Linked DNA regions of Homo sapiens: region 1 is linked to region 2. The links are chromatin contacts, found by Hi-C or POLR2A ChIA-PET in ENCODE. All regions are on one chromosome and are shown on one strand. The core of a region is the stretch at or near the end of the contact, and the rest is flanking DNA. Distances in the headings are between cores, read along the strand shown. Region 1 holds the start of BCL9L (BCL9 like). Region 2 has its middle 42 kb from the start of CXCR5.

What was found. Hi-C counts contacts between places; a loop is a spot of excess contacts on that map. ChIA-PET counts read pairs that join two places held with the same protein, here RNA polymerase II (POLR2A). Pooled maps may share reads with other maps.
Region 1: a map with no recorded cell type shows a loop between it and region 2 (6-fold over the local background). The contact joins the promoter of BCL9L here to the enhancer-like site in region 2. A Hi-C loop is called at or near these places in 4 of 37 single-sample maps with no recorded cell type and 8 of 50 pooled maps. POLR2A ChIA-PET finds 5 or more read pairs at or near these places in 18 of 52 experiments (A673, B cell, BJ and 13 more).

The regions. Positions count from the first base shown.
Region 1 is chr11:118,924,056-118,927,558 of GRCh38, forward strand. It overlaps BCL9L (BCL9 like), which reads right to left and starts at 1,871. Exons shown (of 10, transcript NM_001378213.1): 1 at 1,183-1,871. RefSeq lists enhancers at 1-359, 588-657, 1,029-1,530 and silencers at 1,726-1,775, 1,976-2,115, 2,936-2,995.
Region 2 is chr11:118,840,251-118,844,238 of GRCh38, forward strand. No RefSeq gene overlaps it. Among named protein-coding and RNA genes, the nearest start is that of CXCR5, 42 kb to the right of the region's middle. RefSeq lists an enhancer at 1,242-1,291. Within about 2 kb of position 1,326, at least 3 of the 41 ENCODE cell types and tissues checked have a DNase peak (open chromatin) inside an H3K27ac peak, as active enhancers do; they include B cell, where a contact is called at or near this core.

The sequences.
Region 1 (3,503 bases), core at 621-3,120, 84 kb after region 2:
AAGTGGCTGCTCCCTGGAGAGACCAAGAAGAGAAGGAGAAGACAGTGGAAGCCCACTCACTGTGGTGGTCTCATCCAGAGAGCTGCTCAGAGGCAGCAGCAGAGTTGGAGCAGATACAGGGCACAGTCAGCTTTCACACTAAACCAAGGCTGGGAGTGAGGGCAGAAGATCCAGGGAGGCTTGGAACCCCTTTGTGAGGGCTCAAACACACGCCCAGTTCACCTCTCTCAGAGCAACACTTTTTCTCCTCGCAGCAGAGGTTCCCCCAGACACAGACACAGACACAGACACACACCCCAAGCAGTAGACAGAAAGAGAAGGGAGAGAGGGGGTGTCAGAAAAACCCGGAAGGAAGGAAGCTGGACAGACAGACAGTAGCTGATCCTAGCTTCATTGCTCCAGAGAGACACCCTCCAGACTCCTAGACTTCAAGGGACACTATCCTTCTCAGAAGGAGAGAGCAGCCCTCTGTCTCTTCTGAAACCAAATTCCAGCAGCCCTGGAATAGGACCTACCCCAGCGCAACAAGAAGCCTAAGCTCACTTCTCTTCCTACATTCTTCCCCGAGGGTTCCTTTGGATCAAGACAGGGGCCACCTCCCCTTAGCAGCGCAGGGACACTTCCAAGGAACTGTATGACTGCCCCACCCCCCAGCCAAGCCCACATCACTCAGAAGCCTTGGAAGAAGAGACTCCTCAGTCACAGCCCCCGCTACTCACAGGCAGTGCCTGGGAGAAAAGGGTGACCCCCAGCTCTCCCCAGTCCCAACCCACCTCCTTCTGGAGGCTCCTATCAGCCAGAGGAGGAGGGCTGGGGTGCTGAGACCCACGGGGTTGGTGAGCCTGGGAGGGGGACTACATCTCCCAGAAGCCCCCAGGGCAAGGTTCGCTGCTCCAGCTGGCCCAAGGCCGGCCTTGTTCTCTGCGCTAGGGTGGCAGGGTCCCCTGGCTGTCCCTAAGCCCTCCCCACGGTGTTCTGGAGCTGCCAACCTGATTGGGGGCTTAAGAGTAGCCTCCACTGACCCTGGGGGAGTCCCCCACACCTTAAACAGCCTGGGGGTACGTGCCAGAGAGCAAGAGACAATCAGACTGTGTTTCCCCTCCCCGATTCAAACTGGATCTCCCTCCTCGCGCCTCTGCTGGCCTGGCATGACTTTCGCCTTGCCCCCAGCCCACCCCTCACCTCACGCGGATTGGGGGGTCCTCACGCCAGGCCGGAGCTGGACGCCATGACCAGGTCAGGGTCGTTGTGTGGATGGGGGTCCTCCTGCTCGCCAGTTGGAGATGCAGAGGGGGCGGGCAGGCGGTGATCTTTTGATCCTGGACGCCTTGATCTCAATACCAGCCCGGCCCGGGAGAGGCTATCCGGGGATCGCTGGGTGCCTGGGTTCCTGCCTCCCAACCGCGGAGCATGGTCGCGGGCGCCGGGCAGTGGCGGGAGAGCGCGCACACCCGCCGGGGCCGGGGCGCGGGGCCGGGGTCTCGGCCCCGAACCTCAGGGCTCCGGCTCCTGCTCCTGCTCCTCCTTCCCTTGCTTGCTTGCTTGCTTCCTTCCTTCCTTCCTCGCCTCTCCTTTCCTTTCCCCAAAGCCCGCGGGAATGCCGGGCGCTGGGTGGGGAGGGGCTGTCTGGGCGCTTATTGTTGGTCGGACTCCGAGGGTCCGGGTCACAGCCCCCGGGCGGCGCGGCGCCGGGGGACCCAGGCGTGCGGGCGTCCGGCCGGCTGGCTCCGGGCGGCGGCGGTGGTGCAGCGGCCCCGGGTCCGGGGCATGTCCAGCCACTGGCTCCGCCGCGCGCCGCCGCCTCCCCGGGCTCCCCTGCGCTGCCGGAGCCTCGCTTGCCCCTCCACTCGGCTCCACTCCCCAGCCTGAATAAGCATCGGGGCTCTCTGGCTGCCTCCTTCTGCCTTCATACCAGAGCCCGGAGAGGCCCCTGTCAAAATAAGAGCTCCCCCATCTCGCTTGCCTCCTCGCCCAACCCGGCTCCCCCAGCCTCCCAGTGGTCTGACTCGGTAAGGCGCCCGGCCGGCTAGCGGGAGGCAGGTTGGCCCGGGGGCGGGGAGGGGGGTTTCTGCTCTCCTCCTCACTCCTGAGAACTGGGGAGGAGACGCGCCAACAACATCCCAGGCTAGGGAAAGGTTTGACAAACCTACCTTCCTATCTGCACTGATTGGAAGGAGTGGAAGTTGCCTGGACACACGCGCGCGCACACACACACACACACACAGCACTGGGTCCCCTCTTCGTTGTACCCACCCACATCCATAATGCACTGAGCATCTCTTTATTCATGTCTCTCCTAGTAGACCATGAGGTCCTTGAGGACACAGACTGAGTTTTTTCATCTCAATCCTCAGCAGCACAAAGTGCATGCTAAGAAAATGTTTGTGGAAGTGAAACCTTTGTCTTCTCAAAAGAACTCTCCTAACCTAACCTCAAAGTGCTTCTCTCTCTCTCTCTCTCTCTCACACACACACACACACACACACACACTCTCACCACCCTATAGGACGATCGAGGCAATGAAAAAGAAAATGTAAAGCCCTTTTTTTTTTTTGAGATGGAGTTTCGCTCTTGTTGCCCAGGCTGGAGTGCAAAGGCGCGGTCTCAGCTCACTGTAACCTCTGCCTTCTGGGTTAAAGCGATTCTCCTGCCTGAACCTCCCAAGTAGCTGGGATTGCAGGCACCTGCCACCATGCCCGGCTAATTTTGTATTTTTAGTAGAGACAGCGTTTCACCATGTCGGCCAGGCTGGTCTCGAACTACTGACCTCAGGTGATCAACCTGCCTTGGCCTCCCAAAGTGCTGGGATTACAGGCGTGAGCCACCGCGCCCGGCCCAAAGCGCTTTTTAAAAACATTTCACATGTTTCAATGCTCACCACAAACCTGCAAGAAAGAGGTTATGGTCCCATTACAGAGGTGAGGAAATTGAGGTTTGCATTACCTAAGGACTTACCCAGAGCTACCCAGCTAGAAAGTGGTAAGCCCAGGACTAGAATTTGGGTCTCCTTATCCCAGGGCACTTTCCCTGTTTCCTACTGTCCCCACCCACCCAGAATTAATAGCAAGTGACAAGCATTGACTGTGTCTGATAGGAAGAACACTAGCCAGCCTGCTTGTTCCTGCTGTTTCCTCGGCCCTCTCCCCTGCCCCTCCTCACAGATGGTCCCCAGATAGTTCTAGCCTCACTGACCTCCCTCTCTTCTGACCACCTATCCCATCATAGCATCTGAGTACTTCCTGATGTGTTGTATCTTGTCACACACACACACACACATATATATATACACACACACACCCCTATATATGTATAGGTGTATGCACACACACACATATATATATATGTCTGATTTCCCCCAAAAGATTCCTAAGGGCCTTGAGGGGTTGATGGTGCCAACAGCTGGGCACTGGACAAGGTTTAGGGAGGCACAGGTGGAAGGGGACAAAAACCTGAAAGAAGATAACATAGTAACCCCCCCCCATGTGTCCCATCACTGCTTACAA
Region 2 (3,988 bases), core at 76-2,575:
TCCATCTCAAAAATAAATAAATAAATAAATAAATAAATAAATAAATAAATAAAATAAAAATTGCCAATGAGCATTATTGACTAGCATTCAAATAATCTAACATTGAGCTCTCCTAACACTATACAGAATCCCAGATTAAAATTCCCAATTTTTGTATTTACCAAAATTTGTTACTTCTTGGATCACCACTCATTGGATTTATATAAAGCAAACTGTGCATATAAACTCATTACTATTTATTTTACTTGCAGAAATGCCTGTGCTTAGCAGCAGACAGGGCCATGAGCACATACTTCTGACATGGCAGTGAAGGCGAATTGACAGGGATGGGTTCATGCTATGTTTTGGAGTGGGCAACACCATCAGGATATTACAACTCTTTTTTAAAAAAAGTTTTAATTGTTTAAATAAATTTTTAATTTTAATTTTTGTGGGTACATAGTAGGTGTATATATTTATGGGATACATGAGATGTTTTGATATAGGCATGCAATGATTATACAACCCATTTTAATAGTCTCAATGCGCTCCATCATCATTTTGTTGACACAGTAACAGTCTGAGCTAACAGGATGGGTATTAGAAACTAAGAAGGAACCGGGCGCAGTGGCTCACGCCTGTAATCCCAGCACTTTGGGAGGCCGAGGCAGGTGGATCACCTGAGGTCAGGAGTTCAAGACCAGCCTGACCAACATGGAGAAACCCCGTCTCTACTAAAAATACAAAATTAGCTGGGGTGGTGGCGCATGCCTATGATCCCAGTTACTCGGGAGGCTGAGGCAGGAGAATCGCTTGAACCCAGGAGGCGGAGGTTGCGGTGAGCCAAGATCGTGCCATTGCACCCAGCCTGGGCAAAAAGAGCGAAACGCCGTCTCAAAAAAAAAAAAAGAAAAGAAAAAGAAACTAAGAGGGAAATAAGGCCGGGCGTGGTGTCTCATGCTTGTAATCCCAGCACTTTCAGAGGCCAAGGAGGGTGGATCACTTGAGGCCAGGAATTCAAGACCAGTCTGGCTAACATGGTAAAACCGCATCTCTACCCAAAATACAAAAGTTAGCCAGGCTTGGTGGGACACGCCTGTAATCCTAACTACTCGGGAGGCTGAGGCAGGAGAATCACTTCAAACCAGGAGGTGGAGGTTACAGAGAGCTGAGATTATGCCACTGCATCCCATCCTGAGTGACAGAGACTCTGTCTGAAAAAAAGAAAGAAAGAAAGAAAAGAAACTAAGAGGGAAATGAGATTGGATAGTTGGGGTGGGTGAGGACTCTCAGAAAGGAGGGAGGGCTTCCCAGCAGAAGAGGCGTGTTTTCGTGCGTAAGAAGTGGCTGGGGAAAGCGAAAGCAGTGGGGGCACCCATGATGAGACTGGCTGGCTCTAGAAACATTAGTGGGATTTCACCCACACTTGCTTGGGTAACTTTCTGTTGTCATTGGGAAGCCAGTGGGACTTTCTCGTCCAAGATGAACCAGGGCCCATACACTTGCCACTTTCACTTGTTCCTAGAGGCTGTGTCATGTCTTGGCTGCCTCAGGGTGCAGGGACTATGCTCATATAGTAGGAAGGTAACGGCATACACAAATTAGGTGATTACAGGTCTCACACTTGTCAGTTGGCTCCATTCAATTTCATACTTGGTTCTTTCTCTTCCATGATCTCTATTTTGTTTCTTGAACAGACCAGGACTCTGTAAGCTGAAACGTTTGGTAAATTCCCTTCCTTGCCAGTTTACACTGACTTTGTACCCACAGTTCAAGGCTAAATCCCTTTTTGTCTGGGCTAGTGGTTGCCAAATCCCTTTTTGTCTGGGTTAGCCATTTCATGTAGAGACTGCTTCTCTACCTATACGCTTATTCAAATGCAGTAGTGAAACAAAATCAATGCACAGCCATACAATTACTACATAGCCTGTGTAAAGAATGATGCAGATCTATTTATATACAAATATGGTAAGCTCCATAATATATTATTAGATTTTTAAAAAGTAAGTCTCCAGACAACATTTATAGTAGTGTTTTGCGTGTGTGTGTTTATAATTGCATAGATATAGTTCTGGAAGGATACATGGTAAACTCAACTCTAACAAGTGTGTATATGACAGGAATGAAATAACTCTACTTTTTAGTTTGTTTTAAAAGTATTTTAATTTGCAAGCATCACTTCTATAATGTGAAACAAAAATTAAAAACCTCAAACCGTTGCTCTTCTTGGAGTCACTTGAATTGGTAGCCCTGAAGAAAATTCCTAAATTAGACTTTCTTCTGTTCTTGACTGAACGAGGATGAATGAGTCACCCAATCCTGTGCCAGGTACAGGAATAAATGCTGGACAGTTACAGATGAAAGAGAGCATGTTGCCCTTTAAGGACTTCAAAGTTTACAGAGAGACCAGAAAACAAGAAATTAAAGTACAGTATGATATATGCCACAGAGCTATACCTTGGAAAGAAAAAGGATGGACAGCACAGACTTTAAAGCAGTAACAGGAGGTGGGTAGGAAAGCCTTCCAGAGAAGGTAAGAATCGAGAGGAGTCTTTTATTTTCCCTGTTACTTTATTATTAAAAAATGTCAAACATAACTGAAAGGTTGAAACATCTGCAGATCCACCACCTAGATTCAACGATTGAACATTTTGTTGTATTCACTAGATATGTAATACAAATAAACAAATGCAAAGCCATTTGAAGTTTCACCCCTAAATATTTAAACCCCAACTCCTAAGAATGACATTATCTTACATAACCACAATGCCGTTATCAAACATAAAAATAACATTAAGGGCTGGGCATGGTGGCTCACGCCTGTAATCCCAGCATGGTGACTCAGGCCTATAATCCCAGCACTTTGGGAGGCTGAGGCAGTGGATCACCAGGTCAGGAGTTCGAGACCAGCCTGGCCAACACGGTGAAACTCCATCTCTACTAAAAATACAAAAAATTAGCCAGGTGTGGTGGCAGGCGCCTGTAATCCCAGATACTCGGGAGGCTGAGGCAGGAGAATCGCTTGAACCTGGGAGGTGGAGGTTGCAGTGAGCCAAGACTATGCCACTGCACTCCAGCATGGGAGACACAGCGAGACTCTGTCTCAAAAAAAAAAAAAGGCAAAAATGAACCCCCCCGATTAGCTGGGACAACAGGCATGCCCCAAAACACCCAGCTAATTTTTGTTTTTTAAGTAAAAATGAGGTTTCACCAAATTGGCCAGGCTGGTCTCAAACTTCTGACCTCGTGATCCACCCGCCTCAGCCTCCCAAAGTGCTGGGATTACAGGCGTGGGCCACCACACCTAGCCACAAGTATTATTCTCTAAATGTCATTGTGGTTAGATGTGGTGACAGAAGTGTTAGTGAGCTCTAGCTTGTCCTTGCTTTGCTCTGATCAGTGTCCAGAAATGCTTTCCAATTCCTGACCCTGTTGACCACCAGTGACCACCAGACACTTGGTGATGGATCCACAGAGGTGGCGGCTGCCCAGATGGCTCTCCAGGAGCCTTCTCATCACAGCCCCATGTCAGTGGCCAGATGCACTTCCCTCCCCACATTGGTGACTCCTCTTTTGATTCTCTGACTAACCTCTTGGTCTTTCCTTTCCCCAGCTTCTTCTACAATTGTGTAAAGCATAGTTCCCATAATAAATTCCTTATCTCATCATTCATGAAGGTTCTACCTCCCTGACTGATACACTTACTGGTACTGGCCGTGGTTTCAGGGGACAGATCATTAAGGATAGGAATTGGAAACTGGTTCTCTGACCTGATTAAACTTAAGTGCATTCATGATTGTTGCCAGCAGTAAACTTAAATTCTTAAACTCTACCTGTAATCACTTGTGATACATGCTTATAGACGGCAAAGCTTTGGGTAGCCAAATATTTGCTGCTGTAGAACATTTTAGTAGAAATAGGAATGTAATGAGGAATGTTGGTTGCTTCTACATATGGGGAAAGTTTGGAGAAAGAAAATGATGAGCTAAAGGCTTTAAATTTCCATCTC